Regions from separate parts of the Homo sapiens genome. Here all the other regions are linked to region 3. Evidence: read pairs that join two places in POLR2A ChIA-PET (ENCODE). Cell type or tissue: HepG2. All regions are shown on one strand.

Region 1 (4,000 bases), 87 kb after region 3:
GTCATAAAGAGACCCATTTGGTTTTCTAATCATTTTCCCCAAAAAGCTTTCTTCCCAGTACATGGACTCAGTTTCCCATGAAAAGTTAGTTAGGCACCTTAAAAATACAAGATCACTTCTCAAGCTCCTGAAGAAGAAAGTATTGTTGTTTATTATACAATAACCTGAGCCAATTTAGGGATTACTGTGCCCGTTTAATGAATAACTAGATTTACAACAGTAATGTAAGATGGCTTCTAGTAGAATGTCATGAAAAGCAACTGTAATCATTATAAAAGCAGGAAATAGCCCCATTTAGATTAAAATGGCTCATTCCATTGAATATTTTCATTAGTTAAACTTATTGTTGGGGGAAGGTGTTACAATTACAGATCCAGCTCCTTAATTTAGAATACTCAAAGATGAAAATTAAAAGCAGAATAACAAGAATATGGAAAAAAGAAAAAAACTAAATGTAGAAACACAAACCTTCACGGGAGCCTCCAAAAGAGGTATGTCCACCCCAAGGGGACATAAGATAATCCGTTAGAGCCAGGAAAAAAACAGATTTTATATTTGGATTTGTCATCTAAAAAGAAACTAAGATTTACTAATATTTAATATACAAATTGACAGTAGAGTATGTTTATAACTTATAAATATATATAAATACATATATAAATATATATATATATGAGGAAGGGGCACATACAAAACTTTCTGCTAATAGGAATGACTGGAGCAACAGGTGAGACCCCTGAGATAAACGACCCCTTTTGGCTGGGTTTACTACCCTACACTAAACAAGGGGCTGGATGCCGTGGCTCACGCCTGTAATCCCAGCACTTTGGGAGGCTAGGTGGGTGGATCACCTGAGGTCAGGAGTTCGAGGCCAGCCTGACCAACATGGTGAAACACCATATCTACTAAAAATACAAAATTAGCCAGGTGTGCACATGCCTATAATTCCAGCTACTTGGGAGGCTCAGGCAGGAGAATCTCTTGAACCCGGGAGATGGAGGCTGCAGTGAGCCGAGATCATGCCACTGTACTGCACTCCAGCCTAGGAAACAAGATTGAAACTCCAACTCAAAAAAAAAAACAAACAAACAAACTCAAGGAGCATACCCCATAGGCAGCCTCCAGTTTCAGAAAGCCCTTGGTAAACCAGCCCTGCCCACCCCTCCACTGCCCCTCTGACCTGAGCATCAAGACCTCTAAACTGACACACTCGTCTGCTCCTGTGTAAATGTCTGTTTGCCTGCCTAATTCTAGTCACGCTTTAGGTCTTAGCTGAAAGGTCCCTTCCTCCAGGGAACCTTCTAGATTACCCATACCCAGCCTAGGGGCAGGTGCTCCTCCTTTTCAGAGGGCTTGGCACCTAGATCCTTGCTACTTACAGCACGGTGCACAGACAGCAGGATCTGAAGCTGACTGGAAACGCAGAATCCCAGCCTACACCCCAGCACCTACTCAATCAGACCTGCATTTTTAACAAAGTCCCCAGGTGATGAGCATGGGCCTGAAGGTTTGAGCAGCTCTCCTCTGCATGGCTCTCCCTGCTTGCTTGTCTCTTCTCCTCTGAGCAGTATCTGAGGCAAGCAAAGGACATGATCCTCTCATTCCTGTTGTCCTAGCACCCAGCACAGGGCCTGGTTCAGAGATGGGCTTTCATATATTTGTTGAATGAGGAAAGGAAGAAAGGATCTTGGGAGACATCTTCATCAGACGTTCTGAACTTGGAGAAAGGGAACAGCTAACACACCAGATGACAGCAATAGGATTCCAAAAATATCTGGACTGGCCAGAGAATAGACAGAAGACAAGACAAAGTCCTGGACTTGGGTCCAAAAGCACAATATTCATAGTGATAATGACAACACTGTGCTATAACTTAACCTCATCAAATATAATGCTCCCAGCAACTCTAAGATAGCAACTATTTTGCTCTTGCATTTTATAGACAGGGAAGCAGGCACAGAAAGGTTAAAGCAGTGGACTAGAGTTGCACAGCTGGTATCAGGCAGAGTGCGGATTAGAATCCAGACAGTCTAGCTTCAGACCGAGGCCCTGAATCACTAGGCTACATCCAGTTTTGCCTAGGATATGCTACCTGGAAACTGATGTAGCAAAGTTGGCTGGGTCCGGTGGCTCACGCCTGTAATCCCAGCACTTTGGGAGGCCGAGGCAGGTGGATCACGAGGTTGGGAGTTCGAGACCAGCCTGACCAACAAGGTGAAACCCCATCTCTACTAAAAATACAAAAATTAGCCAGACATAGTGGCGCACGCCTGTAATCCCAGCTACTCAGGAGGCTGAGGCAGGAGAATTGCTTGACCCCGGGAGACAGAGGTTGCAGTGAGCCGAGATCACGCCACTGCACTCCAACCTGGGCGACAGAGCAAGACTCCATCTCAAAAAAAAAGAAAAAGAAAACGCAAGGTGACTGGCACCCTGACCATGGAGCTACTGGAGGCAGGGCCTAAAGGCTCCAGGCCCTGGGTATCTGCTCCCCTAAGGAGCAGGGCAGCCATCCTCAACTAAGCCAGCAGCCCACTCCATGGTACCTGCCTCACAGCACAAAACCAGGACCCAAGAGACACAATTTGGCTCCAAATCAAAGCCCTCCTTTAGCTCAGACTCTCCAAGAACGAAGGCGGCTGCCGACTGGCATGCTGGCTCCGCCGTTGCTGGGAGAACTCCACAGAGGCCCAACCACCATCTGGAAGTGATTTGGCCCAGAGATTCCTGAAAGGGGTGGGAGGCTGGAATGACCAGACGCCTGGAGCTCCCTGTCCAGCTTGGAAACAAAGCTGGTGTGAATGGGCCCTGGAGGCAGCCATAACATAGCAGGGGGCAGCCCCTTTCAAGGAGGTGACACCCTCTAGGCAGTCCATAGCCGTATTTTAGCAAGTAGGATCAACCTTAGCCAACCAAGCTGTTCTCCCCAGAGCGCGCTGATTTCAAATGCCCTTTCAGTGTGCAAACCTTTCCGGCATGACTTTTGAGATTATTAAACAGTGCCTTATTTAATTAACAGGCATTCACAGAGCACTTACTATGTACCATAAACTGTGCCAAGCACTTTAAAAATTATTAACTTGTTTAATCTTTATAACAGCCTTTTAAGAAGGTAGTTATTATCCCCATTTTAGTGATAAGGAAACCAAGGCACAGAAGTTTCTAATAGCTACTTAGTGGCAAGTGGGATTTGAACCAAGAATCCTTGCTCTTAACTACTACACAAGTGACATTGAATGCTAATGTGCCACCTTGTACATGGCCCACAACTTGTTATTAATAATTCTGACAAAGCATGCTACTTTGCTACTTTTTTTTGAGATGGAGTTTTGCTCCTGTTGCCCAAGCTGGAGTGCAATGGCATGATCTCAGCTCAACACAGCCTCTGCCCTTGGATTCAAGCTATTGTCCTGCCTCAGCCTCCCACGTAGCTGGGATTACAGGCATGCACCACCACGGCCATCTAATTTTGTATTTTTAGTAGAGATGGGGTTTCTCCATGTTGGTCAGGCTGGTCTCAAACTCCAGACCTCAGGTGATCCACCCACCTTGGCCTCCCAGGGTGCTGGGATTACAGGCATGAGCCACCACGTCCGGCCAACTTTGCTACTTTTTAAGCACTCTCTGTACTACCCAAAAGACATGCTGGCATCTGCTAGACATGCAAGAAAGAGCAGAACTTAAGGTTATTTGGAAATTATTTTGGTAGTAGTAGCACAAAAGGGAGAGGAAGGAAAAGGAGCTGACTGGACCAGTGACCCACCACCCTGGAAGCTGCCTAGTGACCCGAAGTCTTGGGAACACGCACCCTGCCTGCTCTGGCGCTGGCCTGGTTTAAGTCAGTCAAGTAAACTTTAGGGTTAGACCACATCCTCTGAAAAGGAAACAATTCCTTTCTCTAAAGGCCCAAAACAAAACACACCACCCAAACTTCTAGGCCTTGATCATCATTCTTGGGCTGAGAGACCCCTTTTCCTCCCAGCTGGCTGGACTGCCCCAT
Region 2 (4,000 bases), 59 kb after region 3:
ACTGGTGTGCGCCATCATGCCTGGCTAATTGTTGTGGGGTTTTTTTGGTTTGTTTGTTTGTTTGTTTTTTGTAGAGACAGGGTCTCTTTATGTTGCCCACTCTGGCTTTGAACTTCTGGGCTCAAGCGATCCTCCCACCTTGGCCTCTCAAAGTGCTGGGTATAGAGGCATGACACGGCACCTGGCCTAATACTATTTATCATCATCTTGGACTTAAGAGAATGCTTCCCAACCAGACAATGAGAGGCACCTACCAGTCCCTTCTGGGCCATCAGCTAACATCACAACTTCATTAAGCACAGACTCCACCCACCCAGATTTGTCTTAAAGGGCCCAGCCTCATCACCTCTCAGTCCACAACTGACTGGACTGGGGTGGAACCTGACTCAATCCAAGCCGAATCAGGTTCTCCCTGAGGTCTCTGCCTATGGCTACACCGAGTGAAATGTAAACAGCAGGAGCTGCAGGGCAGCCCCGTTGCCTGCAGTGATAGCAGGACTCCTCTACAGAGGGAAGGGACAAAACAGACACCAGGAAGACAAGAAACCATGGCTTTCTGATTTTGGGTTTCAAGTCTTCCTGAGGCCCTGCTGCAGGATTACACTTAAGTCTGTGAACCCGTGGTTCATTATAGGGATCACTGGTTGTTTCTGATGCCCAGTACTGGGGTGGGTGCATGAGACAGGAGCCTCCTAAGCACAGCCATTGGCTCAGAGCTGGGCACATAATTCAAGGAGTCTAATAGCAAATCCTGGACTTGTATAGGAGCTATAGGAGAGTTTTGCACTCAGCACTCTCACTCTCCTTTCTGGCTGGGTTTGGACCTGGGAGGCATAAAGGTCCAGAGATGCCAGAAGCCCTTCTGCCACCACATAGAGCCAAAATGAATGAAGCAGACTGGAGATGAGGAGAGAGATCAAACCCTGAAGACCCGTTTGAAACTTGGGACCAAGTAATGCTTGGGGGCAGTCGGCTCTGGGATGTCTCAGTTACTGGGACAAGTGGCTCCCTCTTTTGCCTTTAAGCAGTTTCAAGTGGTTTCTACAACTTGCCACTAAACAGAAATTCACAAAACTCTCCTGACAAAGAATTTTTTCACTTAAGCCAGCTCAAGTGAGTTTCTCTCACTTGTACTCAAAAGAATGCCAAATTACCAGCCTGGTCAACATGATGAAATCCTGTCTCTATTAAAAATACAAAAATTAGCCGGACACGGTGGAGTGTGCCTGTAGTCCCAACTACTTGGGAGGCTGAGGCAGAAGAATTGCTTGAACCTGGGAGGCAGAGGTTGCAGTGAGCAGAGATCATTCCCCCGGGCAACAGAGTGAAACTCTGTCTCAAAAAAAAAAAAAAAAAAAAAAAGGAATGCCAAATTACCAAAATGACTTATCCAGTTTACATAGCTAGAGTTTAAGGTTTATGTTCTCAAAACAACCCAATAATGCAGACAAAACTCTAGGAAATTTCCCAATTCCTCCTCAGTCTATCAGAAGAATTGATGAGAAGTTATAGGTGTCAAATGACTGTGCTCAACAGCACGACATGGCCCAATATTGGGCCTCCTGGGATTAATTCCCTCTCAGCACCCTGCTAACCATCACAAACAAACATTCCCAGTAGAAAATCACAAGTCGGGTAAAAATACAAGAACTGCTTTTGTAGCATGAGATGAAAGAAGGGATAAATCTATAATGACTAGCCCAGGCGCAACGAACGGCTCATGGCTGGAGGCAAAGGAGAGAGTATAACTTGACCCCAGGAGTTCGAGACCAGCCTGGGCAACATGGCAAAACCCCGCCTCTACAAGAAAAAACACAAATTAGCTGGGCCTTGTGATGCATGCCAAGTAGCCTCCCAGCTACTTGGGAGGCTGAGGTGGGAGAATCCCTTAAGCCTGGGAGGTTGAGACTGCAGTGAGCCATGATCGTGCTACTGCATTCTGGCCTGGGTGACAAAGTGAGACCCTGTTTTCAAAAAGTAGAAATAAATTTGCTGGGCATGGTGGCACATGCCTGTAGTCCCAGCTACTCAGGAAACTAAGGTGGCAGGATCACCTGAGCCCAGGAAGGTGGGGGCTGCAGTGAGCTGTGATCATGCCACTGCACCCTAGCCTGGGTGACAGAGTAAGACCCGGACTTTAAAAAAAAAAAAAAAAAAACCTACAGAGACTAAAGCTCCTAAAAGGTAAATAAATAACAACAAAAACCAGTAAGATCCTCTAATCAAACAGAGCTAATGCAAATCTAAAGTTTACCCGCATCAAAGAGGAGGCCAAGTCCACTTGTGTCCACTACAGCCACATTTCCAGGCCAATTAGAAAAACCAGGCCAGCATGAATCACCAATTGTTCAGGATTCTAGAGGACTTGTTCAACCTAGGTTGCAGAAAACCCATACACACCAAACACAGGTGGCTTCATGGAGAATGCAAAGCTGGGGAAGAATGGGGTCAACTGAGAAACTTTAGAAATGAAGTGGTTCACCAAACTGACCACAGAAAGAACTTCAAGAATGCTAAAATCTCTAAACTCTCTAATGAGTCTCAGAACTCTCTAAAAAGAAAGCAAAGAGGGCACTTGGGGCAAGACAGCTGGATGAGGAACCCTTCTGGTGCTGTTTGACAGTTAAATTCTGTGGCTGGGACCACCCAGCTGGCTACAGTCAAGACAAGCTGCTCGGGAAGCTTCCCTCCTAAGGGAAGCCCACAAAGAAAAGCCAAGCAGGGTTCCAGGAAGGATTTGTAAGGTAGGCTTGAGGCAATTTCAAAAACATGACCCAGGTGACCCAAGCACATAACTGCTTTACCCTGGGTCAAGGCTACTGGCTCAAGGCATGGATTCAAGGCAAGAGTGCTTGTCTTCCCGGCCCAGTGACTGCAGTGGTGGTGGGTAAGTTACTATTCTTTGGAAAATTAAGTTAGGAAGGAAAAGGTTGGCTTACAGCTCATGGGCTAGTCCCACTGGTGGTGGTGGTGGTGGTTGGTGGGGAGGGTCGTTCAGCAAAAGCAAGGAGTCCTCTGAGTCCAGCCACAACCTCCTCACCACTGAAGGCCTGCTGACATCCAAAAGCCCAGAGGCCCTGACAACATTTCCTGTGGCTCACAGACTAACCCAGCACACCAGGGCCGCTCAGCGGGAAGAGACAATGCACACACTGGCTGGTTCAGCGCTGGAAATCCCTGCCCACCTGGCTGCTTCTCTCATAAATGGGAATAATCTGGCTTTTCTTCTGAAAATAAATACTGCAAGCTCATTGTAATATCATAAAGTGATACTGAAAGCAAAAAGAATCAAGTTAAATCCTTGTGTCCACAGGGATACCACACAGAAATCTGGTTTGTGGAGTTCCCCAGATCTGCTGCTGCTCCAGGCTCAGCCACTTGCTTGCCAGCTAGGTGACCGTAAATGTAGCCTCAGTTTCCTCAGCTGCAAAACGGGATTAACACCGTTCCTCAGACCTCATGTAAGTGACATGAGGCATAAAAAGCCACCTAGCACACAGTAAGCACTCACTCACTATGGTTAGCACTCAAATAATAGTCTAATTAAGTTTCTATAATGATCAAACTTTAAGAAACATGTATCCATTCTATGATCCAAAAAAAATACAATAAAGATTTACAGAAAAAGAGAAAAGAAAAACCCAGATGCAGCTCAACTCCCACACATGAATGGGATGGAGCGGGGAGTATATTTTAAAGAAACCATGTTGGCTGGGGACGGTGGCTCACGCCTGTAATCCCAGCACTTTGGGAGGCTGAGGTGGGTGGATCACCTGAGGTCAGGAGTTCGAGACCAGCCTGGCCAACGTGGTGAAACCCCGTCTCTACTAAAAATACAAAACTTAGCCAGGCATGGCAGGATGCGCCTATAGTCCCAGCTACTCAGGAGGCTTAGGCAGGAGAATCGCTTGAACCAGTGAGACGGAGGTTGCAGTGAGCCGAGATCAGGCCACTGCACTCCAGACTGTGTGACAAGAGCAGGATTCCATCTCAACAACAA
Region 3 (4,000 bases):
AACCATACATAAAAACCAAGTGGGCTGCCCCAGAGTATGGGACCTCTCCCCTCAAAGCCTGGGAGATTATTTCAAAGCTAAAAACACAGCCATCTCTGCTTCAAGGTATGAGGAAATGGAGGATTTCCCAGCTAATTGGCTTTAGAAATCTTGCTTGGCTACGAGGGGCCCTGAGGTCCTGAACTCCCTGGGCCTGCATAAAGATAAATCCAGTCACATTTCAGTATTTCCCAATAATCATAGCTACCCTTCCTAGTCCCCCACAAAAACTGGGGAAGAAGTAAACCTTTAGAAGTATTTGGTATGAGTTTTAGGTTCAGTGTTCCAGCGTATACTTTTCCATCTAAAGCTGGACAACAAAAGCAAGAAAGTCCTCAGACGCTATCTGCAAGAGGACAGGTTTTAGATGTGACGCTGCAAACTCCAAACCCAGCCATCAGGCAGGAACTTGTTTTGTGTTGAGCCCTGAGGTTTGGCCAGGAAAGCCGTTGAGTCAAGCAAGTATTCAAGGTCAGGAGAAAACACACACGTACGCACACATACGCAGAGGCATGCACGCGCGTGCACACACACACACACACACACACACACACCCTCCTTGGCTCCTGTTGGAATAATCTGGGAGGGAAGACAGTCCCCAAGCAGCTTGACTCCAGGTCTGGGCAGTCTAGAACCTCGGCTACCCTCAGGGCACAGCCTGACCCAAAGCCTGGTGCTGTGAAGTCAAATATTAACTTTCTGGAGCTCAGAATGCTCCTGCCCCAGCCTGTTGGGAACACAGAAGGTAAGAGCAATCCTGGTACAGGAAGCTCAAGATTCCACAGGCATGGGAGTAAAACCACCAAAGGCTGCTACACCCGAGACTAGAAGTGCTGAAATGCTTCTCTGTTCCAACGAAAAAAGTGAAGACACCCATCCCCACATCTGCTGTCTCCTTCCCCAAAAGAGGGAGAGAGAATGGGTTGCAGGGTTTAACCTGTACCTCCACAAATGGCATTTATCTACAAAGAAAACTTAATCTTAGGGAATTTTATTCTCCTTCTATAAGCACTGATCATAGTAATTAAGTACTTGACATAATTTCATACTCTATAAAATGTAACCTGTAGTGGGAAAATCACTGGCTTTGGAGACTGTGCTTGAATTCCAGCTCAGATGATTACAAACGCTGTATGACCTTAGGCAAGAGCCTTCCTCTCTGAGCCCAGATGTCTAAAATAAAAAATGAGCCACTTGTTCCAACAGCAGCATTTCCCCAACTCCTTTACATCACTGCTTTTTCTACTCCCAGAAGTCTTGATGTAATGTAAAGCTGTCAAGCCACCCACTGGCCGCATCCAGGGCAGACATTACTAATCAATCACTGCCGTCTTCCCCAAGGAGCCCAGATAGCCTCAAATCCTTGACATAGCCTTCTGGGATTATTGAGGACAACTGGCCGTGGGATGAAATCCATATGCCATGGCTGCAAAGTTAGCCAAAACCACACCTGAGATAGAGAAACAAAGGAACACTTACTAGGACCCTTCATGGTTACACCGAGCTCCCCACTTCCTGCAGCTTTGGTGTCAACCTTGAAATCTGTGGTCTCCCGGATACGGACGCCTTTGGGTTGTAGGCCTCGGCCACTGGCCCGGCAGGCATTTGGATTGCAGGCTGCAAGCACAGTTTTGACATCAATTCAATCTTTCATTCTTTAGTCAGAGTCGTGAAAGCCAAGGTAACCTGGAGCCACCCGCCAAGAAAATATTTGCTTTGCACAAATAGTATGCAGTAGTTGCCCAAGACCAGGGGTCCCACTCAGGGAGCACACCAGGCTAGCAAATACAGACACAATATAACTTTGTCCAGTGACACCACAGAAGGACTGGAGAAAAGTGACTTTGGCAAAGAAAACAGGAGAGCACAGCAAATCCATGCTGTGCTCCTGCTTCCAGCATTTAACCTTTCATTTGTGAAAGGGAGTTAAGGCCGAGTGCTGGACATTATTCAAACCTCACTGCCATACTCAAGGGCTCAGTAATTGGATAGACTGGACTTTTTCAAGTCTTCTTGGAAAATGCAGTACTTGAAAATGCCTGTCTGGGTTCCAAAACCTGGGTCAGCCATTTTTAAGTGTCTAAATGTTGTTGTCTTCCGCCTGAACAACCAGGCAAAAACAACCAACACAGCTTGGAAAGAGACCAGTTCAGCCCCACCTTGGCTGAGGCAGACCAATCTTTTCGTGCTGTCTGTTACAAGGCCTTCAGAATGTGGGTGGCTATAAAGGCAATAATTAGCAGTAAACACCATTGCTGATTTCATTTCCGGGTCTAGCTTGAAAACCTAGAGTTGTAAGTCTAAAAGTTAAGGGCGAAGATAGCTTCCAATATGCCTTACTTGAAATGTCCACAGAACTACTGTTCCATGGTATCTAGAGGTTGATAAAAGATACCTTTATGCCCTAGAATAAATCTTCTGCCCAGCACGGACAACCTTTTCAGTAAATAGAAACGGGAGACTAGTGGGGAAAATGTCATGTTATTAAGTGGCTTTTCCTTTCCAAATCTAACACTGAAAATTTGACAAATCTCTATACAGGAAGGTCACAGACTCCAGAAGACGGGACTCTACTCCACAGACGGAAGGTAATTCCTCCTCTGGTTCCTCCTTCCTGCAATGGCCTTAGCTGGCTATTTGGCAAACAACTGCTTCCCAAAGAGTCATACACATACCCTTGGAGTTAGAGATGATTTTAGATGGTTTATGGATGAACATAAGCTTACGGTGGCACTTTATGGCAAGTGACTTTGGTTTTCCATTGTGAAAGTGATATAAAGTTTCTTTTAACATAAAATAATTTACATCTGTAAACCCAGCACTTTGGGAGGCTGAGGCGGGGAGATTGCTTGAGTCCAGGGGTTTAAGACCAGTCTGGACAACAGAGTGAGACCCCACCTCTACAAAAAAAAGAAAAATTAGGTCAGGCATGGTGGCTTATGCCTGTAAACCCAGCATTTTGGGAGGCCGAGGCAGGTGGATCACTTGACATCAGGAGTTCGAGACCAGCCTGGCCAACATAGTGAAACCCTGTGTCTGCTAAAAGTACAAAAAAACTTAGCCAGGCGTGGTGGTGTGCACCTGTAGTCCCAGCTACTCAGGTGGCTGAGGCAAGAATCACTTGAACCAGGGAAGCAGAAGCTGCAGTGAGCCAAGATCACACCACCACACTCCAGCATGGGTGAGAGAGTGAGACTCTGTCTCAAAACAAAACAAAACAAAAAAAAAAAGAAAAAGAAAAAGAAAAAAAAAGGGTAAAAAATGTAACCAGGCATGGTGGCGCACATCTACAGTCTTAGCTACTCAAGAGGCTGAAGTGGGAGGATCATTTGAGCCTGGGAGGTCGAGGCTACAAGTGAGCCATGATGGTACCACTGCACTCCAGCCCAAAAGACAGAGTGAGACCCTGTATCCTTCCCACCGCGCCCCTGCAAATATATATATATTTTTTTTTTACATATGTAAAATCATTTAGGTGGGAGAGAGGATGTTAGTAAATTAAAAGAAAAAGGTTATTCATTAAATGCTAAATAGTATAGGATGTACAGGCCAGAAAAGAAAAAGGAAGTCCACGAGTGAGGAAAGGTTGGAAAACAATAGTAGAATTAGGAAAGCTATTCAAAATGCTCTCTTATGTAAAAAAGAGCTTTGCTTAGGAATATGTTAGAATTTTTTTTGCCTGTTTTTTCTTTGTCAAGGGGAGAAAAGTTGGTCATACCAGAAGTCAGTCACAATACAATGACAGGACTTCCTCGGAGGGCTTTAATGTGTCTTAAGAAACACACACACACTCATGGAAATTATGAACATGTGCAACAGTCTCAACATCAAAAGAGTAATTGCTGAGTTCATATAAACATTAAATGGGGCTAGAGTCTGAAGGGCACCACCAGCTCCTTCACCATCTAAAAAAGCCCTAGATGTGTTTAAAGGCAATTAGACAGTGGGTTTGGGTTCCGGC
Region 4 (4,000 bases), 49 kb after region 3:
ATTGAATCAGGGGAATGGTTACCCCCATGCTGCTGTTCTCACAAGATCTGATGGTTTTATAAGGGGCTTTTCCCCCTCTTCTCTCTGCACTTCTCCTTGCTGCGGCCTCCATGTGAAGAAGGACATGTTTGCTTCCCCTTCTGCCATGATTGTAAGTTTCCCGAGACTTCCCCAGCCCTGTGGAACTGGGAATCAATTAAACCTCTTTCCTTTATAAATTACCCAGTCTCAGGTATTTCTTCACAGCAGTGTTGAGAACGGACTAATACAACTGCTGTTCAATAGAAGTTTCTGCAACGATGGAAATGTTTTATATGTACACTGTCCAGTGCATCAGCCACAAGCCACATGTACCTATTGAACACTGGATATACTTGGTATGGCTGAGCTTAATTTTAAATTTGATTTAATTAATTTAGCCACGTGACTGGAGGGTAGAACAGTCAAATCAAAGGTAACTTTTATGTAAACTTTGGAGGTTCTTTAGAACCCAGCCAGCAATATAACTGATCCTCCCAACACTTCCCAAGCACTCAGCACCAAGCTCCAGAGCCAGTGAGTGGGCAATTCCAGGCACTCTCACACTCCTGCACTTCCCACTACTGGGCCCTTCTTTGCCCAGAAGGTCCTTTGTCTTCTGAATTCACCCCCTTAAGCCCCAGTGTTCACCAACCCCACCCTGCCACGGGCCTTCTAGGACAGCCCAGGTGAAAGGTGTTGCTCTTCGCGCCTCTGGGAGGCACTGCAATGAGACTTGTGCAGCAACTTGTGAACACTTTCTCTGTCTTTACTTCTTCACTCTAAGATAGCGGAAGACGAGGCCATGTCCCTAGCACAGGGCCTGTAAAATTAGTAAGAATGCACTGTTTGTAAAATGAACACACTTTCATTTAAAAAAACCACATGTTTGGGCCAGGTACAGTGGCTCACGTCTGTAATCCCAGCACTTTGGGAGGCCGAGGCGGGCAGATCACAAGGTCAGGAGATAAAGACCATCCTGACTAACACAGTGAAACCCTGTCTCTACTAAAAATAAAAAAAAAATTAGCCGGGCATGGTAGTGGGTGTCTGTAGTCCCAGCTACTGGGGAGGCTGAAGCAGAAGAATCACTTGAACCCAGGAGGCAGAGGTTGCAGTGAGCTGAGATAGCGCCACTGCACTCCAGCCCGGGTGACAGCGAGACTCCGTCTCAATAAATAAATAAATAAATGTTTTGTTTTTGCTTATATTTGTGTTTTTAAAAATGATTTGGCTATGAATAGCTCAGTTATTTAACAACGGACTGTGACTTCTCAGTAATCAATGATGTATACCACAGAAATTAACCAGGCATGGTGGCATGTGCCTGCAGTCCCAGCTATTCAGGCAGCTGAGGCAGGAGGATAGACTGAGCCCTAACATAAGCTCTAACTTTCTAAAAAATAATAATAATGTCTTTCTGAAATTAACAGACTTACCTAAAAACCTGTTTATCACATTTTTTAAGGGCTAGACTGTAGACACAGATGGGAAGTCTAAAGTTCAAATGGACATCAGATCTACAGCAGAGAGGTTAGACTACCTGGGTTAACATTCCATTCTGCCACTGAATGATCTCACCCTCTCAAAAACTCCATTTTCCTCATCTGTAAAATGGGCTGACAATGTCTATACCTTGCAGGAATGGTACACACTAAGTACAGTACTGAGAGGCATAAATAGCAGTTGCCTAGCAGAAAAAAATACCCCCATGTACACACAAAATGGAGGAGGCACACAAACTAGACTTGGCACAGGCAGAAGTGTAGAAATGCGAGGGTGACCATGGGGTTTCAGTGCTATAGCTGCTTTAAATCCGGACAGGGCAGGGCATGCCCTTTACACAAAGCTGTGCTCCCTAACGTCCTCTGAGCATACTGTCCATATCATTAGTACTGCTCCTATGCTGTGCCCAGCACTGAAGTCACTTGGGGCAGGTCAGTTCACACACCTCGGCCATCAGCCAGCCCGCAAGCTGTGTGCTGCCACCCTGACTGCTCAGATGACAACCTGCCATCCACACCGATGTCATGACCACGGCACACTAAAGTCTGGAAGCTGCAATTTTTGCAGCTTCTGGGGCTTCTCTAAACAGATAAGACTGAAGTCAGTCTGGTTTTTCTGACCAAAGGCCCTGTTTCCCCTCTTACTCAGCTGTCTTACTCACCGGGCTGGGTGCCACATGACTCAGCCATTGTTAACAATCAAATCCATCCACAGAGAGAAGACCTCAGAGGGGACTCAACAGTGGGCTGGGTCCATCTTAAAGCTGGATCCAAGAGTAGTTTTGGACCCTGTCAGTCCTGTTGGAAGAAGTTCCTAATCTGAAGAAATTCTTGTCCCCTCATATGGTGGTACTAATCTACATGGAGTGATTTTTCCTGATTAATTTTTCCTAATTATAAAATGCCCCACTACAATCAATCCGAATTGTATTCCAAGTGTGGATATAATAAAGCGAGTCGAGGCTGGGCACAGTGGCTCACACCCATAATCCCAGCACTTTGGTAGGCCGAGGTGGGCGGATCACCTGAGGTCAGGAGTTCAAGACCAGCCTGGCCAACAATGGTGAAACCCTGTCTCTAGTAAAAACACAAAAACTAGCAGGGTGTGGCGGCGCGTGCCTGGAGTCCCAGCCACTCAGGAGGCTGAGGCACGAGAATCACTTGAACCCAGGAGGCAGAGGTTGCAGTGAGCCGAGATCGTGCCATTACACTCCAGCCTGGGTGACAAGAGTGAAACTGTATCTCTAAATAAATAAAATAAAGCGAGTCTCTCCCCTGACCGCATCCATCCAGCCCAACTCTCCAACAGGTCAGGGTTGCTCTGTGCTAATGCCGGGGATATGACCTTGGTCCTATCTCAAGCATGGCTCTTCCAACTTCTCAAGCCTTAACACTTCTCCGTTACTCACAAAAATCACTTCAGTCTCAACCCTGGCTACACATCAAAAAGCTTAAAAAAAAAACCCAAAAAAACTGCCCTCCCCAAAACAAAACAAAATCAGCATCTCTTGGGGAGTGGGGCTGGAGTATCAGCAATTTAAAAGCTTTCCAGCTGGGTCTACCTTCGGAATCACTGTGTGCAACTAGACCTCACAGGAATCACATCACAGCAAAATCACTACTCAAGACGACGACCCTTTATCCACATGCAGATGGACACGTAGCAGACCAGAAAAAGTATACAAAGAAAGGGAAAGGAGAGCAAGTACTGTACATGCTTGCAGAACCGGAGGTGCCCAAGGCTATTGCGCAAAGCCTCCTTCAGTGCAGACATGCGGGCCACTTGTCTCAAGGCAACAAAACCACATTCTAACAAAGAAAGGGATGATTCGGCCAGTCCCTTGGAATAAATATGCTGCAATGGTGAACAGTGAACTGGAAGAGGCATGCGTCTCCCTTTTTCTTCTGTAAAAGAGAATAGCCACTAATAGTGAAATCTTACACAAGGAAGCAGAAGGGTGTTAGAGAAGTGAGAGGCAAGCCCATCACTCACTGGAGAGGACCTGCCCTTGATTCCTGGGACAACTCCATGGCATATCCATTTTACAGTGGGGTCAGAGAGACTCAGGGGGTCCCAAGTGACGAATGGCCAGGCTGGGACAAAGCATATTCAAAAGCAAAAGTGTGATCAGGTCCAACTCTTTTGATGGCACAGATTTCCTCTAAAATGCCACTTGCCCAGGCAATATCAGCTACCCACGGAGTGAGTTACCTGAGCATCCCAACAGCAGCGCTTCACCCGCAATAGGAACAAATATTACCCCATTTCACAGAGCCAAAACAAATGCTGGGAGAGGCCTATTTGCCCAGAAGCACATGCCAGTGAGCAGAAGGGCCCCAGAGGAAGCTGTGGAAGGGGGCACAGAGGACCTGTCTCAGCCACCCCATTTCAGGAGCTACCCAGTGCACCAATCTGGAGACTTAGGGTCTTCCAAATTCTAATCTGACATTGAATGTCAGGTGGGATGGAGGCCAGG
Region 5 (4,000 bases), 74 kb before region 3:
GCGGAGTCTGCTGCTAGAACTCCAGACAGCCTCTCTGCCCCACCCCCGAAGCTTCTGCGCTGGAGCCCCCGGACTTACCAGCGCAGAAGAAGAGAGGTGGGTGGGTCCCCCTCCTCCTGGTCTGGGAGAGCCCGCGCCTTCCCCACCGCAGGGACTCCGCTCGCGGACGTATTTCGCGTGTCCAAGGCGACCCCTAGCGGTCACTGCGGCCACGACAACCCAGGCAGTCGTCCTCTCACCCCCGAGGCCCACAACTTCCCCGAGAGGGGAGCGGAGCTGGGACGGTGCAGAGAGGCGCTCCCAAAGGGCCGCCTTCCGCGGGCCCAAGGAGGCCAACGGCCCGCTAGGAGAGCCTCCTCTGGCTTCTGTTTTCTGTGTCTGGAGCCGTGCACAACTTCACGGCCCCGTTCCTAGACAGGTTTACCGAGTTTTAACACAGCCTTGACCATTAATGACTACCTGTGTGACCTTGGGGAAGTCACCAAACCTTTTTTTTTTTTTTTTTCTTTTTAGTCTTGCTCTGTCGCCCAGGCTGGAGTGCAATGGCGCGATCTCGGCTCACTGCAACTTCTGCCTGCCGGGTTCAAGCGATTCTCCTGTCTCAGCCTACCAAGTAGCTGGGACTACAGGCGCCCATCATCACGCCCGGCTAATTTTTGTACTTTTAGTAGAGGTGGTGTTTCACCATGTTGGGCAGGCTGGTCTTGAACTCCTGACCTCAAGTGATCCACCTGCCTCTGCCTCCCAAAATGCTGAGATTACAGGCGTGAGACACCGCGCCCGGCCAGTCACTAAACCTTTCTGAGCCTTGACAAACTCTCCTTTAAAAAATGTGATAGTAAGTCTCAGTGCATAGCGTTAGTGTTACTTACGATGATAATTTTCTTACTCTTAGTTTATTAACTTATTTAAGCTCCATCCATCTAACAATCCCTGGGATGGCGCAGTGTGGGAGCAGCCCTCAGGTCTGTCACTGGCCTAGGCCTATGCAAAGGGAAAATGGTGAAGCTCTGAAACCAGGGGACAAGAACAGGCTGGCATGTGGGCTGGAGCCCTCCTAGGTGCATGTGACTCACCCCTTTCTCCTCCCACCTTTCTGGCCACTCCCTGAGGCCACCAACATCCCACCTCAGACAGAGTTCTGTGGTTGGCCCACCCCACCCCACCCACTCCTACTGATACTGCCTAACCCTAATGCCCAGACCAAGACTCTGTCTGCCACACCACACTGCTTTCCTAGGACTCAGAACTTAATGTCTTAGTTCCTTTACACCAATAATAGTAATTTCACGAACACTTATCATGTACTGGACTCTGTGAAATGCCTTTTTTTTTTTTTTTTTTTGAGACAGTCTCGCTCTGTCACCCAGGCTGGAGTACAGTGGCGTGATCTTGGCTCACCACAACCTCCACCTCCTGGGTTCAAGCAACCCTTCTGCCTCAGCCTCCCCACTGGGATTACAGGCACATGCCATCACATCTGGCTAATTTTTGTATTTTTAGTAGAAACGGGGTTTTACCATGTTGGCCAGGCTGGTCTTGAACTCCTGACCTCAAGTGATCCACCCATCTTGGCCTCCCAAAGTGCTGGGATTGCAGGAGTGAGCCACCATGCCTGGCCTGAAATGCTCTTTACGTATATTTTGTCAGTGAGTTCTCAGAACACTCTATGGGGTGGGTCCTGTTACCCCATTTCATTGGAAAGAAAACTGAGGCACAGTTTTCTGTGAAGGATCAGTGACCTGCCTGCCAGAGGTCATGGCAGGGCCAGGATTTGAATCCCCAGCCCAACCTTAGAGCCACCACGCTTAATGGCTTCTCCATAAGCCTCCCTTTCCCTAGCTGGGGTGCCCCTTCCAGTCTGCCTTGGGGAGCCGAATCTCTGCAACACTCAGGCAGTCCCTCTCTCAACAGCTTTGGGTTGAGGAAAGTTTGCCCAGGCCAGTTGCGGGGTGGATGTGCTGAGCGGGAGGGAGGCAGGGGGAGATGCCTTTCTGGAGTTCATCTGATTTTAGAATGGAAGTTTCCCATTATTTCCGTATTTTACAGATGAGAGCAGTGAGGCACAGAGAAGGTGACCGCCTGAGGTATCTCGGTTGGTAAGCAGCAGCGCTGGGCTTGGAATCCGGTTTGAACCTGCAGCATGTGACCCGCTGTTCTCTGAATGCTGCTGCTACACGAGGTTATTCTGCTGCTATGGAGCAGGCTGCTTGTAGCTGGGCCTGAAGCTGGCATTTCCAGGACTTGGTGCTTCTGCTGAGGTTTTCTCCTCCTCTGAATACACCCTGCCGGGGTTCAGCACCAGCTTTGCCCTAAGCACGTCCACTTCCTAGAAAGGGAGGGCAGCCCCCGACAGGGAGAGGTGTTTTGGTATCTTGGCAAGGCAGTCAGGGCAGAGGGAGAAACATGGGCAACAAAAGGCTTGCAGATTCTTTCATCTTTGTACTTTGTCCCGGGGAGATAAGCGAGTCCAAAATACAAAACACCCTTGGATATGTGGATCCGTGCCACAAGTCAGGCTCGTAGATTCTCCATTTCCTGCCTGCTCTTGAGAGCTCTTGAGGAAGAGAGAAAAAGGGTGTGAGGGCTGTGGAGTAGGTCTCCCTAAATTCCATGCCCATGAGCCGGTCCCCGTGGGCCTGGGGGCTCAGACAAAAGCCTTATCACGAAGCAGAGAAGGATCTCTTTGTTTAGAAAGATTCCTCCCACCATGCGTTAGGCAGCATCCTTAGGACAAAGCCAGAAAAATAAACTGAATCCAGGCTTGCCTGAGCCCTTACTGCCCCCAATGTGACATTTTTACTTCCTCAAATTATGATTTACTACTGTGAAAGGGAAAAAATACCTGCATAAGATACTAATTTCTGGGAGTTTTCATTCGTGAAATATACAGATTATACAGCCTCTTCCCCCTCCAAGTTAATGGAGATTTGGAAAGACTCCATCTCTTTCCTTGACTCTACTTCCATAGGGCTGAGAACTGAGGCTAATGCGCACTTCAGTTAACAGCAACACTCCCCATTTTTAATATAAACTTGGCGGGTTGACAAGGATCAAGCACTCATTTTGCCTTTAACCTTTATTCTACTATTTGTTTTATTTTTTTTTAGATGGAATCTCACTCTGTTGCCTAGGCCAGATGGAGTGCAGTAGCACGATCTCAGCTCACTGCAGCTTCTGCCTCCCGGGTTCAAGCAACTCTCCTGCTTCAGCCTCCTGAGTAGTGAGATTACAGGCTGCACCACAACGCCCAGCTAATTTTTCTATCTTTAGTAGAGAGGGGGTTTCACCATGTTGGCCAGGCTGGTCTGGAACTGTTGACCTTAGGTGATCCGCCTGCCTCGGCCTCCCAAAGTGCTGGGATTACAGATATGAGCCACCGCATCCGGCCTATTCTGCTAGCCTATTCTGCTAATTTTTAAGTCTGTGCAACTTTCAAGGGAAATTAAATCCCGATATGCCCTACTCATTTTACACCAAAGTCATCAAAATGTGGCTTTCAACGCCCCTTTGAAGTCCTAAAACTAGACTTGGTCAAGAGGCCCAAGTGTTTTAAGTGCATCGGAAACAAAGAAACATGTTAATAAAATGTTTCCTTCTTGGCAGCATCCTGGTGAGTGCCTCCCTGGGTTGCAAAGGGAAATGTGATGAGGAAGAGGTGGGCTTGTGTGCTTTGAAGTGGGCAGGGCCTGGGAATCTCTACAGGGCAGTGCAGCTGCTGTCCGCTTCACCTCCATCGGCCCTGTCCATTCCTGGTAGGAAAGAGGCAAAGTCAGTAGTGAAAGGTGGAAAGAAAACACAAAAGTCGGAAAGGACCTGGCACCAGGCCTGTCCGGGGTCAAGTTTCAAAGTTTTCAAGGTATTTGCACAAACAGCTGGTTTCCATAGCAGCCAAGCCCAGGTGCAGGTAAGGGTTGCCCTGTGGTCCTAGCCATTGACTGATAAAGAGGTGCATCCCACCCTGGGATGTCTTTGATGTAACAGGAGGCAGTGGCTTCTA
Region 6 (4,000 bases), 80 kb after region 3:
TTCAGGCTGGGCACAGGGGCTCACTCCTGTAATCCCAGCACTTTGGGAGGGCCAGGTAGGTGGATCACTTGAGGTCAGGAGTTCAAGACAAGCTTAGCCTGTCTCTATAAAAATACAAAAATTAGCTGGGCATGGTGGCACGTGCCTGTAGTCCCAGCTACTCGGGAGGCTGAGGCAGGAGAATCACTTGAACCCAGGAGGCAGAAGTTGCAGTGAGCCAAGACTGCAGTTTGGGCAACAAAAGGAGACATCATTTCAAAAAAAAAAAAAAAAAAGGCCGAGTTCGGTGGCTCAAGCCTGATCCCAGCACTTTAGGAGGCCGAGGCAGGTGGATCTCGAGATCAGGAGTTCAGGACCAGGCTGGCCAACATGGTGAAACCCCGTCTCTACTAAAAATACAAAATAGCCAGGTGTGGTGGCATGCAACTATATTCCCAGCTACTCGGGAGGCTGAGGCAAGAGAATCGCTTGAACCCAGGAGGCGGAGGTTGCAGTGAGCCAAGATTGCGCCACTGTACTCCAGCCTGGGAGACACAGCAAGACTCTGTCTCAAAAAAAAAAAAAGAAGCAAATTTCAAAGACTTGCTGAGCTGATGGCTTTCCTTGGGAAAGCAGTAAAATATGAAGATTAAAATCTCAGACAAGAATCTGAGTAATAACCACACACTCACTGGCCAATCTGGGTGTGCCTCAGTTTTCTCATCTGCATAACGGGAATTACAACAATAACTACTTCTCAGAATTGCAATGATGTTTTGTATAGCTATTAGTAAGAAGCGTTTATCACAATGCCTGGTACTTTGTATGGGCTCTCTCTATATTCACTGTAACTAATGAAACTGTTACTATGATTGTGACTTTCAGTAATTTCCTATTAAATTCATTTTCTGAGCTTCACCTGGAAAAGGCCTTGTTCTCTAACAGTTGTTGAAGCAAATCACAGATGTCCAGAGAATGAACATGAACTGCTGAGTTCTTTAAGTTCAGCATCACAGTCCAAAAACGAAGTGTTCCACTGGGACCCCAGACCCAGTTGTCTACTACATATAATTCCCACTTCACTAAAGGCAGCAAAGAACCACTGTTTTGCATTTTCTGAATTGCAAATAAGTCAATGTACCAGTCTTAATACTCAAGCTATTATACTAGAGACTGTTTATTTAACAAGTTATTTATTAAATTCCTATTAAGTGCCAAGGTCAGAGCCACAGAGGTAAACAAGAGACACAGCGCCTGCCCCTGGAGCACTGATGACCCGTGGGAGAGTAAGAAGGCCATTTAGAACACCAATACGGCTCAGTAAGAGGGCAGTGTGGCCAAGTGAGGTGGCTCATGCCTGTAATCCCCACACTTTGGGAGGCTGAGGCAGGCAGATCGCTTGAGCCCAGGAGTTCAAGACCAGCCTGGGCAACATAGCAAACCGAATCTACAAAAAATACAAAATTAGCCAGCAGTGTTGGTGTGTGTGCCTGTAATTCTGACTACGTGGGAGGCTGAGGTGGGAGGATCGCTTGAGCCAAGGAGGTCGAGGCTGCAGCGAGCTGTGATGGCACCACTGCACTCTAGCCTGGGTGACAGAGCAAGACTCTATCTCCAAAAAAAACAAAAACAAAAAAACAAGGTGTTGGGTGCCCAGGAGAGGACCTCATGCCCAACTTTGGGTGTGACTCCCCATGGATGTCAGACAATAGTGCTGAGAAAAAGGGATAGGAGAGACAATTAGGTAAGAGGTGCACACCTGCAGGAAGTGTAATGTGACACCTGGATCACATCCTGTAAAGGACTCCCTGATGGGAGAGCCATCCCCCAGGTGCTAGCTTGCCTCCTTTGGTGGAGATAAGGAATGTGACAAGCCACTGCCTAGGTGCTTTCAAGCCAACTCTGCCAAGGCGCCTCACTCAGAACACATTCTGGGTTCTGCCTCCAGATGGCTAGAAGCTCCACCGAGGGCCCCCATCCCAGCAGCAGCACATTCCTGGTCTTCCAGCAGGTACCCCTCCCTGCCTCTGCTGAGAGGGAATCTTGTAAACAGAACCCTGAACTCTGCTCAACTGATAGCACTACAGACTCACAAAGGCCTTTTAGGGTCTCAGCTCAAAGACCTTGCACCTCAGGTCCCCTGGGAGGCAGGGCCTGGTCCCATACTCTGGCCTGCTTTACCCCACACCAAGGGAACAATCAGTTTGTTCCTGGGCAAGAAGCACCAGGCCGGGCCCCTGCTCCCACAATAGGCTGTAGATGCCAAACCATTCTTGTGTCCCTGGAATCTGATAAACCACTTCAAGGAGGTGCAGGGAAACCAGGGTGATACGCACAAGAAGTGTGGTACAAGCATGATAAGAACTTATTTTCTTGGGACACGGGGGAAACTGAGAAATCCTATTTTAGCCACCAAGAAACCTTTCCTGCCCCGGCCTCCCTAGGAGGCCTGCCTCTCCCTCAGTCACACTCAGCACAGGCGGAAGGTAGCACCGTTCCTGCCTGTTGAAGGAAAGCTGACTGCTGCTTGCCATCTTTCATCTTAAAGTCTGAATTTATGGGCTTGCGGCAAATTTACATAGTGCCTGCCACAAATCCCCACCCGTTTCCCTATAGTTCGAATGCCAGAATTCCACCCTGTGTTCCAAATAACTCCAACCTCTTTAGTAGCCTTTTTTTTTTTTTTTTCTGGAAAGGAAATTCCAGAAAACTTGTCTGGCATGGTAAAGGCTGACAGCCTTATGAAAATACTCAGAAAGGTGACCCATTTAGTCAAAAGAGCTTTCAGATCTCTATGAGAAAAGGAATTCATGCCAGCATAAAGGGCCTTCAGAGAGAGAGAACAGGAGTGCTGTGTTAACACCCAGACCTTTCAGCAAGCCAGCCCTGCGACGGCTGGGGAGGCTGAGCCCTGAATGGGCTGGACGGACCAGCTTTCTCTCTCAGGAGAGGTGCGCCTCAGGAGATGCCCGTGGGGATCACAAGTTCAGCTCTGGCTCACACAACTTTGTGCTGCCACAGCACGAGGCTACCTGCAGATGAGCGGAAAGCTGCCTGCTTGGATTGGAAGCAGGCTGCCCACTTGTGCCAGGGCCATGAGACTGATAAAGGCTGGGTGCTAGGCCTGGAAAGAAGGGTGCAGTTGCTGGGCTCACCAGCAAACACAACCCAGCACACCCTCCCACCAGTTAAACAAGGTAGCAGAAGAAAAGGGTGTGGGTGAACTCATTCCTGACAGAGCATAGCTGTGCCTATGTCCGCTGTCACCAAGGATCTCCTGGCATAGTTGGCTCTCAACAACACTCCCCTCAACACACACACACACACACACACACACACACACACACACACACACACACCCCTGTGGTGTCATGGTGTGTGCTGTGAGCCCTGCAGCCAGGGGGAGTTCCAGGGACACCTCCTTCCTCACCTCTGGTTTCTAGACCTCACAAACAAAAGCCCTGCCCACCTCCTCCAAAGCAACCTTTAGCTGGTCCCTACTGTCCACACCTGCGGTGACATTACTGCCCCCTGGAAACCAAAGGCAGGGAAAGAACTGGAGCAATGTCTCCAAAAACTGGAAAAGGTCCCAGTCAGAGCTCCACGGTGTGGGAAAAGATATGGTAAGTAGCCCCCAAAAAGTTTTGTTCTGTAGAAGGAAATTTCAGTTTCACATGAATCAAGCGCAAATGAGTAAAGTTTGGAGCAAAGCAAAACAGGAAGAAAAAAAATCCACAGAAGCAGAAAACAGTCTCTTCTACACCCTCTCACTACAATATATCTATTTTACTTTACAGAGTGTGAAACTCAGTTTTGACACAAAAGTCCTTTACAGCATGATGCAGGCAGGGATTAGGGATTAAGCCTGACCTGTAAAGTGAGGCAGAGCTGAGCCTCAGTTTTCTCATCTGTAAAATGGAAACAGATGTCAACCTAAAAGAAAGAGGCAGAGGCTTAAAATTTAAACTATTAAAGAGTTTACTTGAGCCAAAGTGAAGACAGCTGCCTGAAAGACTCAGGC

Evidence for each region. Peaks named below come from ENCODE experiments on the same cell type or tissue, not always from the same donor. Only the 100,000 strongest peaks of a DNase experiment are listed, where the experiment ranks them.
Region 1: POLR2A ChIA-PET joins it to region 3 with 13 read pairs; 15 of 35 experiments call an interaction of 5 or more read pairs at or near these places.
Region 2: POLR2A ChIA-PET joins it to region 3 with 20 read pairs; 8 of 35 experiments call an interaction of 5 or more read pairs at or near these places.
Region 4: POLR2A ChIA-PET joins it to region 3 with 11 read pairs; 11 of 35 experiments call an interaction of 5 or more read pairs at or near these places.
Region 5: POLR2A ChIA-PET joins it to region 3 with 17 read pairs; 4 of 35 experiments call an interaction of 5 or more read pairs at or near these places.
Region 6: POLR2A ChIA-PET joins it to region 3 with 11 read pairs; 10 of 35 experiments call an interaction of 5 or more read pairs at or near these places.

What each region holds. Positions count from the first base shown.
Region 1 is chr3:58,013,142-58,017,141 of GRCh38, reverse strand. The region is part of intron 1 of FLNB (filamin B); the gene reads right to left. Among named protein-coding and RNA genes, the nearest start is that of FLNB, 6.7 kb to the right of the region's middle. RefSeq lists enhancers at 1,485-1,998, 1,999-2,511, 2,512-3,025, 3,052-3,552. In HepG2, no CTCF peak of the experiment used is centred here; no DNase peak of the experiment used is centred here; H3K4me3 peaks cover 224 bases.
Region 2 is chr3:58,040,504-58,044,503 of GRCh38, reverse strand. The region is part of intron 1 of FLNB (filamin B); the gene reads right to left. Among named protein-coding and RNA genes, the nearest start is that of FLNB, 34 kb to the right of the region's middle. RefSeq lists enhancers at 1,545-2,058, 2,574-3,088. In HepG2, no CTCF peak of the experiment used is centred here; DNase peaks (open chromatin) are centred at 2,303 and 3,123.
Region 3 is chr3:58,099,859-58,103,858 of GRCh38, reverse strand. It overlaps FLNB (filamin B), which reads right to left. Exons shown (of 46, transcript NM_001457.4): 9 at 1,519-1,656. Among named protein-coding and RNA genes, the nearest start is that of FLNB-AS1, 69 kb to the left of the region's middle. In HepG2, no CTCF peak of the experiment used is centred here; DNase peaks (open chromatin) are centred at 748 and 1,758.
Region 4 is chr3:58,050,672-58,054,671 of GRCh38, reverse strand. The region is part of intron 1 of FLNB (filamin B); the gene reads right to left. Among named protein-coding and RNA genes, the nearest start is that of FLNB, 44 kb to the right of the region's middle. RefSeq lists an enhancer at 2,036-2,330. In HepG2, no CTCF peak of the experiment used is centred here; DNase peaks (open chromatin) are centred at 1,561 and 2,171.
Region 5 is chr3:58,174,086-58,178,085 of GRCh38, reverse strand. It overlaps LOC124909485, which reads right to left. Exons shown (of 6, transcript XM_047449435.1): 4 at 240-378; 5 at 79-159. Among named protein-coding and RNA genes, the nearest start is that of FLNB-AS1, 5.5 kb to the right of the region's middle. In HepG2, a CTCF peak has its summit at 207 (motif pointing left); DNase peaks (open chromatin) are centred at 205, 2,425 and 3,905; H3K4me3 peaks cover 1,402 bases.
Region 6 is chr3:58,019,387-58,023,386 of GRCh38, reverse strand. All of the region lies in intron 1 of FLNB (filamin B), which reads right to left. Among named protein-coding and RNA genes, the nearest start is that of FLNB, 13 kb to the right of the region's middle. RefSeq lists enhancers at 669-1,650, 1,651-2,631, 2,632-3,614. In HepG2, a CTCF peak has its summit at 3,519; DNase peaks (open chromatin) are centred at 1,226, 2,046, 2,826 and 3,436; H3K4me3 peaks cover 512 bases.